2 separate regions of the Homo sapiens genome follow, and region 1 is linked to region 2. A link is an interaction called in ENCODE POLR2A ChIA-PET data of the cell type or tissue named here. Cell type or tissue: GM12878. All regions are shown on one strand. Each heading gives the region's core, and the rest is flanking DNA. Links, peaks and the distances in the headings are about the cores only.

Region 1 (5,377 bases), core at 183-5,182, 58 kb after region 2:
AATATGACACAGAGAAAGATTTTGGGGGCCTGGACAGTCAGGGGTCTGGAACCAGGTAAGTGTCCTGGGCACTGGGGGAACTCATGCATGCTCGCCGGGCAGCAGCCTCAGGCCACCACGATTGAGAAGGCCTGCATAACTAAGGACATGTTGTGTGCAGCCAGGAAACTCTTTAGACTCTTCCTACTGGGTCCAAGAGGGTGGGGCCAACAGCCCTGGTCCTTGACTTGTGTGTCAAGAAGTTATTGTGTGTTAAGGTCTCAAACTTATTATACTGGCTTGTTATACTGGTCATCCCTGTATTGTATATTCCCCTTATATGTATTTAAACATGAGTTTTAACAAACATATGTCAAGAATTTATTGTGTGTTAAAGCCTCAAACAGTCCAGTTCTAGGGCACAGTCCATCTGGAATCACACAGGTAAGAGAAGAGAAGTGGGTCACCTGGCCGGAAAGAATTAGTAAGGGAAACAGAAGAGTTGATAGGGACATTGGGTTTTGATATGGCTTGGCTGTGTCCCCACCCAAATCTCACCTTGAACTGTAGTAATCCCCACTGTCAAGGGTGGGGCCAGGTGGAGATAATTGAATCGTGGGGCGGTTTCTCCCATACTGTTCTTGTGGTGGTGAATAACGCTCATGAGATCTGATGGTTTTGTAAATGGGAGTTCCCCTGCACAAGCTCTCTTTTCCCTGAGCCACGTAAGATGTGCCTTTGCTTCTCCTTTGCCTTCCACCGTTTCCTTAGCCATGCTGAACTGTGAATCCATTCAGCCTCTTTCCCTTATAAATTACCCAGTCTCGAGTATGTGTTTATTAACACTGTGAGAACGAACTAATACAGCTTTGAATAGTCAACATGTTGAAATGATGTTCATCAGACATTGAAGTAAGTATGTCAAAGTCCTGAATTTTGTCACTAATCAGACCTTTTTACTGGAGAATCATATGTGCTTGAATGAATGAAGTGCACTGCCTTAATGGCTAGTATTCCTGATTATAAAAACAATGTTGGCTATACATCCTAACACCTTGTGAGTCAGAGGACCTCAGAGTAAACATTTTGTCCTTGACCTCTTCCAGACCTGAACTCTTTCAGCAGCATGGGGTTAATAAACCAAGGGTGGGAGGGAACAGCTTGTGATCTCTGGCGGCCTTCACAGCCCACCCTGTCATTAGAATGTTCCCTCTCAAATTCTGGGTCCTCTGATTTGCCCTTAATTGTTGAAAATGCACAGGAAATTAATTTGGTAAGTGGCAAAAATTAGTGCCCTCTTAAGTCAGACCTTTTCATTCTGCAAACAGCTGGGTTTGAAATTTTTCTTTGTGTTACCTACAAAAAAGCAGTTACTTATCTGTATTAGAAATGTAAATAAGTATCATTTTCTGATTTCAAACAATTTAGAGACACCTATTTATATCCTAAACACTGATGTGTTAGTCACCACATAGTTCTTTATGTTTATTAAAGCAACAATTCCTTAGACTTGCCTTCTCTCCTCCTTCTTCTCATCTTCCTCCTTTTTGCTTCTCCAAATAGATGACATTGTTACCTGCTAAGGCCGAGACTGCATTTTCTTACTTTTCTCAACCCAGCACCTTGTGTTGTTCATGATACCTAATGACATGAATGATGGATAATTATGAATATGTATATGATTATGATGTTTGAGAAATAAGAGCATTTTCTGGAAGTGACAGGTCCTGAGCTGAGGAATGTGGGTTTATCCACGTGCTGGTTCATGGTGGAATTAGCCCCGGCATGCGGCCTCCTTGGTGTGCAGGACAGCCAGGTTTGGCCTCAGCAAAGAAGCATCACGTTCAGACACGATGGAACTGGACCTCTCTGAGGTCAGCCTTCAACCAGTGATGCTTCTTGGAAACTCGTCCCTGCACTTGGTGGGTTTTTATTAAAGGAGAGACATTCTTTGTGAGTTTTCTTGGGGGATTCCTCTCCTTTGCAGAGTTCCCTGCAGAACAGCACAGGCTATCAGCCATTACCAATGAGAACAGCAATTGGTTTTAAAGCTTGAGGAAAATATCAGGGCCTAGTAATCTATGTAACATTCTGGAGGCCATATTTCTATTATCTTGAACAATATTTTTCACAGTTGCTTGGTATTTGTTCACTGGATTTTACCTGATTGATGTGATAGATCTGCAGTTGCTTTATTGTCTTGGATCAGGTTTTAAGCCTGATTTTCAGTCCTTCCTCCCCCACTGTTACTCTTTAGGGACCCTCAAATTCTTCCCAGTGGGTTCAGAGAGTCCCCAGGAGTGTCTTACGTGTTTCTAAATGCTCTTGACTCTAGGCTACCTGGAGGGCTCTGACATTTCCTTCACCCTGTCCTCTCTGCCAGCAAGACCCACACTATGGTCTATTTAGCCCCAACTTTGAGGGTCTCCTGCCACTCCCCATGTCTTATATGTGGGAGCCTCTGCTCTCCTAGTCAATTTCACCTACTTGTGCTGCCTTGGGTGTGTGGCAATGTCTTGTGGGGACTTTTGGCTGTGGGCTCTTTGTTTATTTTGTTAAACTTCTCTTCTCTAGGGCTATGACATCAATTCCCAGAGCACGGAGCTTGGGGGAACTCCAAAGCAACACATCCCCCTGCATTTGGAATCCCCCTCTCCTCACTATGATCTATTGTCCTTGGACCAAGTTTACACGCAGTGACCCTTTTCTCAGGATGAATATTTTCCTGGCCGACTCATTGATCCTTGGTACAAATAAACTTCTGGAAGACCCAGAGAGAGGAAAACACAGGTAACCCTGGGACTAGACTTTAGATATTCTGAATTCCAATCAGCACTTCTGCTCTAAGCTGCAGCTGCCTTACTGACCCTCTGGACGTGGCCAGACACATCTAAAGCTCAGCGCAGTTGAAACGGGAAAAGTTCCCTTGCACCCCTCGCAGGATGTGCGATGGTGGTGTGGCTCACTTCTTCAGTGCCCTGCTGCTCAAAGCTCTAGGGGAGCATACAGATAGGCAGGCTGTGGGGCTCCAACCCCACGGCAGTATCTAGGGGTGAATGTTTACAGCTGAAGCCCCAGTGGGCGTGTGTTACAGGGTGCTCTTTAGTTTAGCCGTCCGTAGGTGGCTTGTGTTAGCTCAATTAGCCTCCTGCCTTATCTCCAGGACAGAGGGCTTTCTGTATCCCAGGTTTCTTGCCTTGGTGTACTGGAAGAATCAGATCACACATGGGCTTGGAGAATGAGTGCAGGGTTTCACTGAGTGGAAGTAGCTCTCAGCAGATGAGGGAGCCAGAAGGGAGATGGTGTTCCCCTGGAGTCAGGCCGCTCAGCGGCCTGGGCTCTCCTCCGACTGCCCTGGCCAAACTCCATGTCGTTCAGCAGGTCAGTGGCCTGCTGGCATGTGGGTGCCTGTTGGTGTGCTCCCAACATGCCCTCAACGCGCAGCCGCTTGTGTGTTCCTCCACCAATGTGTTTTCTCCTATCTCCAGCTGCTTGTGTCTTCTTCCGCAGATACGTTCCTCTCGACGTCCAGCTGCTTGTGTGTCTTCTGGCTAGGGTCTCTGGGGTTTTTATAGGCACAGGATGGGGGTGTGGCAGGCCAGGGTCGTCTTGGAAAATGCAGCATTTGGGCAGACAAACAAAAATGCCAGTCCTCACCTCGGTCCGTGGGGGTGGAGCCCTAACCAGGGACCATGCCCTCCTCTACCCAGCACTTCCCTTCCCCCTTTCCATATCACAGTCATGGCTTAGGCTGTTAAGATGTTGCATTCAGGGCTTTTCTGGGGAGCTGATATTAAATGCCTCAATCAGAGACCTGCACAGAGCAGATCTCTGTAGATGAACTTAATTGTGATATTAATGTGGACTTTGGTCCTTGATCGGCTCCTCCTGAGAATTCTCTCCTTTTGAAACTTCAATTTCTTGAAACCTTCTAGATCCTTAGTAACTTACCACCTTTCCTGCCCACTGTGACTTGATACTATAAAAAAGAAAAATGGGGTTTGGGTAGGGGTGTGTATGTGTTAGGGTGGAGAGAAAGCCATTATCAACTTGTAGCAGGTTCAGTGTATAGTTAAAGAGTCAAGGTCATGGATAGGAAACCAGAGCTAATCCTAGAAGGTCCAGTGGGTGCCAAGAACCAAGCAGGTGGTGCCAATAGCCCTGGTCCAGAGAGGGAGTTGTGTTTTGAAAGTTGGATGCATTTTTAGGGTACCAAGTCTGTTTGGTTTGACATCAGGAAACCCACAAAGATTATGTGAAGTAAAGAGGGTGGATTTGCATGGCATGCCTGGCAGGGGTGTAAACTGCAGCAGCCCCATCCTGCCCTTCCTCTCGGGGCCTCTGCTCCTCCTTCCCCATCCGCTGTCTCTACTTAGCTTCTTCCTTGTCCATCTCCCTCCTGCCTTAACCTACATTTTATTTATTTCATTTTATTGATGTTGTTTGTTTTCCTTGACACCAGCTTAATCTTATAGTCCCCTCTTCACTTCAGCTGCATTCTTTCAGTGTTTCTGGCATCATCTTCACTTGAGAGAGGATTTGATCAGCCTCGTTCAACATCTTGTGCTGGGCCATATGGCATGGGTGGCCAAGGCATGCTTCTCTAGTTTCTAGGGGATGGAACTGTGAAAACTGTTATGTGAGTGGGTCTCTTGATTCCCAGGGACGGTGAGTAGCCCCACCAGTGGCTACTAACAATGTGGCTGCCTTTTCACCAGGGCTGTTGGCCCTGCAGTGTCTTAGGGGTCACCTGGTATCTGGCACAGTGGAGCAGCACAAATCCATGTGGATGGCACAGAGCCTGTTTCTCCTAGAGAAGCTTCTTTGAGATGATGCTTTTTTTAAAAATTTTATTATTATTATACTTTAAGTTCTAGGGTACATGTGCACAACGTGCAGGTTTGTTACATATGTATACATGTGCCATGTTGGTGTGCTGCACACATTAACTCGTCATTTAGCATTAGGTATATCTCCTAATGCTATCCCTCCCCCCTCCCCCCACCCCACAACAGTCCCTGGTGTGTGATGTTCCCCTTCCTGTGTCCATGTGTTCTCATTGTTCAATTCCCACCTATGAGTGAGAACATGTGGTGTTTGGTTTTTTGTCCTTGTGATAGTTTGCTGAGAATGATGGTTTCCAGTTTCATCCATGTCCCTACAAAGGACATGAGCTCATCATTTTTTATGGCTGCATAGTATTCCATGGTGTATATGTGCCACATTTTCTTAATCCAGTCTATCGTTATTGGACATTTAGGTTGGTTCCAAGTCTTTGCTATTATGAATAGTGCCGCTATAAACATACGTGTGCATGTGTCTTTGTAGCAGCATGATTTATAATCCTTTGGGTATATACCCAGTAATGGGATGGCTGGGTCAAATGGTATTTCTAGTT
Region 2 (5,377 bases), core at 110-5,109:
ATACAAAAATTAGTCAGGCGTGGTGGTGTGGGCCTGCAATCCCAGCTACTCGGGAGGCTGAGGCAGGAGAACAGCTGGAATCTGGGAGGCAGAGGTTGCAGTGAGCCAAGATCATGCCACTGCACTCCAGCCTGGGTGACAGAGTGAGACTCTGACTAAAAAAAAAATAGAAAAAAAAGTTTCAAATAAATGTGAACTTCTGCCTCAATGGACACAGGTTAGTCTATCTGGTAATGAATATCAAACATTAAGAAGTGATGATTTTTCTTGTGTCTCCTTCTGCCTCCTTTTACTATTGGCAAGCATGGTTGCCTCGACTGTAAGCTCTCTGAGGGCGGGACTCCTGGTTGTCTTATTTTCGAGATCCCTTCAGAGTATCTACTTGTCCACATTCCTGAAAGTGAAAAAGTTGGTCACATTTTATTTATTTTGTTTCCCCAGCACCTAGCAGAGTGTCAGGAATGTATAATAATAAATATTTGTTGACTCCAATGCCTAACATATGGTATTCTAAGCATGCATTGTAAATGTTTGAAATTGCAACATAAGCAAGGTAGGGATATGAGTATTATATTTTATTTTTTCTAAAAAAACATACACTGTGTGAAATAAAAACCTTTCAGAAAAAGATTACACGGCGGTTTTCTTTCTCATTACCCATCACTTTCCTCCTCCCTAGAATTTCAAGACTTATTTTCTCACCAAACAGAATCAAAAGACAAAATTGTAAGAAAGCTTCCAGAATTACCTGGGCTACCTAATATCCCCCTTTATTCTATCCTTTTTGTACTTTGGTTTGTTGGAAGTTAACTAAAGATAAAAGAAATATCTGAGGCCCCCTATTGGGGTGTTAATTAATTGTTTCTTGTCCAAGGAATAAAAAAAATGCTTCAAGAGAATGTCTGTGTTTGAATTAGCAGACAATCTCTCTCCTATCTCAACCTCAGTTTTCTTAGTTGACATTCTCAAGTGTCTCCAATTAGCTTAAGGAGTGTTAAGACATTAACAAAAATTCCCAAGGCAAAATTAATTTCAATTTGCTTTGGCTTAAACAGATATGCCATACATCACCTCAGGAGGAAGAAGCCTGTTATAAAATCTGGCCAGCAACAACAATAACAGTAACAACATAAAAACTCCCCAAACTGAAACAACTCAGATTTCTCCCTGCTTGTTAAGAAGTGAAGCCCGGCGCCGGATGTGGTGGCTCACACCTGTAATCCCAGCACTTTGGGAGGCCGAGGAGGGTGGATCATGAGGTCAGGAGTTTGAGACCAGCCTGGACAACATGATGAAACCCTGTCTCTACTAAAAATACAAAAATCAGCCGGGTGTGGTGGCACACGCCTGTAATCCCAGCTACTTAGGAGGCTGAGGAGGAGAATTGCCTGAACCCAGGAGGTGGGGGTTGCAGTGAGCCAAGATCATGCCACTGCACTCCAGCCTGGGTGACAGAGTGAGACTCCATCTCGAAAAAAAAAAAAAAAAAGAAAAAGAAAAAGAAAAGAAGTGAAGTCCAGTGCCACAAGCCATTTGAAACCTACCGGAAAATGAAGTTGTAGTTTTAATTGCAGTTGGCATTTGCAACCCTCCAGGTAAAAGAAGTCAGTTTGCTAGAAAATTTCTTTTGGTACTGGAAGTGCAGGAAATTAATAAGAATGAGCTGAATATAAGTTGTATTTAACCTGTTAAAGCCCAGCTTTGGAATTTCTCCTGGACCCTCAAGTAACCTTGTCTTTTGTCAGTTGGTAGACTTTGTTGAGTGACTGCTAAGGGACACCACTGGCCTTTAATGCTGAGAGCTCCCTTCCCTAACAGGCTTTGTGCTAGTTAGCAGGAAGGGAGCAAGACAGTTACCAAGCGATGACCAGATTGTGTGAAATGAGTGATCAAATAGTTGGTTTGGTAGGAGTTCGGAGAAAGGAGAGGACGTCTTGGATTGGGGTGGAGGAAGAAGACATTATGGAGGAAAGGATGCTGAGAGGACATTTGGTTTGCAGGTTGGGGAGGGGATTGGGAAGAACATTCTAAGCTGAGGAATAGCATGAGTCAAGCACTGTCCTGGCATGCTGGGATAGAGGGTGGTGGGGATGGGGCCTGGAGGAGGTGAATGGGAGATTGGGCAGGAGAGGTGGGCTGGGACTGGTTTGTGAAAAGCTTTGTAATTTGAGCTAAGCCTTGACGCTGTAGATCCGTGGTTTCCCACATTTATTCATTTAGCCTCAGAACCCTTTCTTAAGATGCAGTTTTACGTGGAAGGCTGTCATATAAAATGGGTAGAAGTGGAGATGTGCTATTGAAATCTGCAATGTTACCCTCAAACCTGACCCTCTCTTCCTTCATCCGATACTCTGCACCTTGTTCCTGCTTAGTAAGTGGAAAACCACTGGGAAAACACTGCTTTAGCAATGGGCCATCAGTGATGCTTTTTGATCAGGGGAATGACATGCCTGGAAGATAATGACACAGTAATTTTAAATTCAGTTTTCTATTGTTTTATGTCTTGTTTATATCCGTGGGCACTTGATGGACAGGCTAAGTTGGATTGGTGTTTGGTGTTAAAATCACGTGCGAGACCTTGGTCTAGAAAAACCCTGGGGGAATTTTGAGACCGAAACTAACCATCTCCTCTTTGGTATCTTCTCAAAGTGTGTGTGTGTGTGTGTGTGTGTGTGTGTGTGTGTATGTGTGTTGAGGAGTGGGCAGCTGATATTTATGGTGACCAAAAGTTGCAAAGTGTGGAGGCTGTAGGATCAGGCGGATTTGCAACAGATGCAGCTCTAACATATTCAGCTGTGTGACCCTGTGTATAGCTGACCTTCCCAGGCCATCAGCAGTGAATACCAGGAAAAGCCTTGCAGGTGAGAGGTGGACATGACCAACAGTCCAGCTGTTCCTTCTTGGACACAGTGGCCATAAAATAGTGTCCCTACCTCTTGGGCATTTGGTTCTCTTAGCCCCTTTCTCCTGCAAGGGATCGAGCTCTTTTTCTTCTTACTCCAAATTTAGCTCGGATAGACCTTTTGAGTTTTTAAAAAGAATATTTGGTAAACTTTGACTCACCTGGGAACTGTTTTGTACACATTTATAGTGGGCTGAATGTCTAAAAAGTTATGTTCATGTCCTAACCCCTAGAACCTGTGAAGGTGCTCTTATTTGGTAAAAGAGTCTTTGCAGATGTAATTAAGGATTTCATGATGAGATCATCCTGGATTTGGGGTGAGCCCTAAATCCGAAGACAGGTGTCCCAATAAGAAGAAGAGAGGCCACAGAAGTACAGAGACACACAGAGGGGAGGGCCACGTGAATATGTAGGCAGAGATTGGGATGTTGGAGCACCAAAGATACTGGAGGATTACCAGAAACTGGAGAGAGGCATGGAATAGGTTCTCCCCTACAGCCTCTGGAAGGAGTCAGTTCTGCAGACACCTTGATTTGGGCTTCTGGCCTCCAGAATTGTGAGAGAGTAGATTTCTGTTGTTTGAAGTCACCCAGTTTGTGGAAGTTTTTTATGGCAGTCCTAGGGAACTAACACAAGCACTGTGGGTTAGAGCCTTCTCTCCCCTTTGTGGTCAGCCCTTTTAGCTTCCCTGAGAAGTCTTTGCTTCTTTAGGGGTTTTCTACTTTTCCTTTTCTGTGAGGTCTTTCATGCTGGTAGAATAAGAATTTCAAGTTTTAGGTTCAGTTCTTTTGCACCATATTACCTCTCAGATTCTGTTGGCTGTGGGATCTGCACTTCTCTGAGCAGGCCCAACGCGAACCACAGGGCATAAGAGGATCTGATCCCCTTTTCCTAAAGGCTGTGTGAATTCCAGTTCGCTGGCTATTTATTCCTGTATTGATAAGGTGATTGCATAAATTATTGTCCCCTTACTGATAAGGTGAGCATATAAGTTAAGTGAGACATACTTGGACACCCTTGAGAATAAAAGGGACACTATTAATATTTATAACAGGTGTAAACTGGGACTATCCCAGGCAAACTGGGACAACTGGTCATATCTAGAACCTGAATACAGTTCCACTGGGCCTGCTTTTTGGTCTTGTCAGTATTAAGTCAGGAATAATTGCTTGCTTGGCCTTAGGAGGAATTGTTGGCCTTCCCAAGTCTCTTTTCTCTTGCTTCCTTATTCTCTCCAAAAGTTGAATATTTCCTTATAGCTAAGGAGTTATCAAACTTCTTTGGTCTTCAGACTTATTTGGCAAGGCAAAACAGCCCCTGGGCACCTTACGTGTCCTCATTTTTGCTACTCAGCATTGTAAAAATGCTTCTCTACAATGAACAAGCACATCAGGCTATTTTGGCTGTAACATCAATTAACTTGGATCCTTGAAAAAAAAAAAGCTCCAAAATATGTTAAACAAATTGTTAATTCATGCCAGGAACAAAGCACAGTTTGTCATGTTTCATACATTAATAGTGCATGGGGTTAACTCTTGAACCATCTGGAGGGCAGAATTCCGGGGCCCACGATGAGTGTGGTAGGGAGGAACTGAAGTCAGACATTGTTTCCTGATTCCCACATCACTTCTCCTGCTAAGAGAACAAAGAGTCATCTGTTGGATGTTCCTCTGGAGAGTAGAAGCCAGGCCACATTCTCTAAAATTAGCCTCTTCTCCTCTGCTGTTGTCAGAAACAAGGAGCCTTCCAGGATGTTTGCCATCACCACCAAGAAAGACCTAGAAATGTCAATTGTAATTAAACACCATGATTGGAGATATATTACCCATATTGCTCCTCAGAAGAAATGGATTACCATGCATGATGTTTCAGTTACTAAATTAAAAATTAGAGTCTAAGGTTTCTCCTGTGGAAGTCAGTGAAATCCTGCAAGACCCTGTGGTCACATTTAGAGAAGCTGCCACCAGTTGCCCTAGGATAGTGGGTTACATGGCTGACTGCCCATTTCAGGGATGCCCTTGAGGGTACGGATTGTGTTGTGATGTTCATTCGTGTGTCCTGGGGAGCTAGCATGGTCCTGGCAGCTGAGAGATGCTCAGGAAATGTGGATTGAATGAATGAACTATTTATGATAGAGGAGGTCCAGCATTCTCATTTACTGCAGCCATCAGTAGCTGAAAATATCTGAGATGTCATATAAGAAATATTCATATTCCCATAGGTACATCTTTATTTTGCTTAGTTGTGCTTAGATTAGTTAGAAATTTTTATATTGAGGTATAAGCTACATACAATAAAGTGCTCAGCTCTGTAGTGAACAGCTCAATTAATCTTTACACATGTACACACCCATGTCACCAGCACTCAGATCAAGATAACGAATGCTTCTAACACTCAAGAGCATTCCCTTGTGGATCCTTCTAGTCAAAAACTCCTGCCAAATAAATATAAACACTCTCTGACTTCTATTATCAT

The links. ChIA-PET counts read pairs that join two places held together with the same protein. Peaks named below come from ENCODE experiments on the same cell type or tissue, not always from the same donor. Only the 100,000 strongest peaks of a DNase experiment are listed, where the experiment ranks them.
Region 1: POLR2A ChIA-PET joins it to region 2 with 5 read pairs; 1 of 35 experiments calls an interaction of 5 or more read pairs at or near these places.

What each region holds. Positions count from the first base shown.
Region 1 is chr7:141,182,117-141,187,493 of GRCh38, forward strand. The region is part of intron 1 of TMEM178B (transmembrane protein 178B); the gene reads left to right. Among named protein-coding and RNA genes, the nearest start is that of TMEM178B, 110 kb to the left of the region's middle. In GM12878, for the core only: no CTCF peak of the experiment used is centred there; a DNase peak (open chromatin) is centred at 2,616.
Region 2 is chr7:141,124,209-141,129,585 of GRCh38, forward strand. The region is part of intron 1 of TMEM178B (transmembrane protein 178B); the gene reads left to right. Among named protein-coding and RNA genes, the nearest start is that of TMEM178B, 53 kb to the left of the region's middle. In GM12878, for the core only: no CTCF peak of the experiment used is centred there; a DNase peak (open chromatin) is centred at 2,598.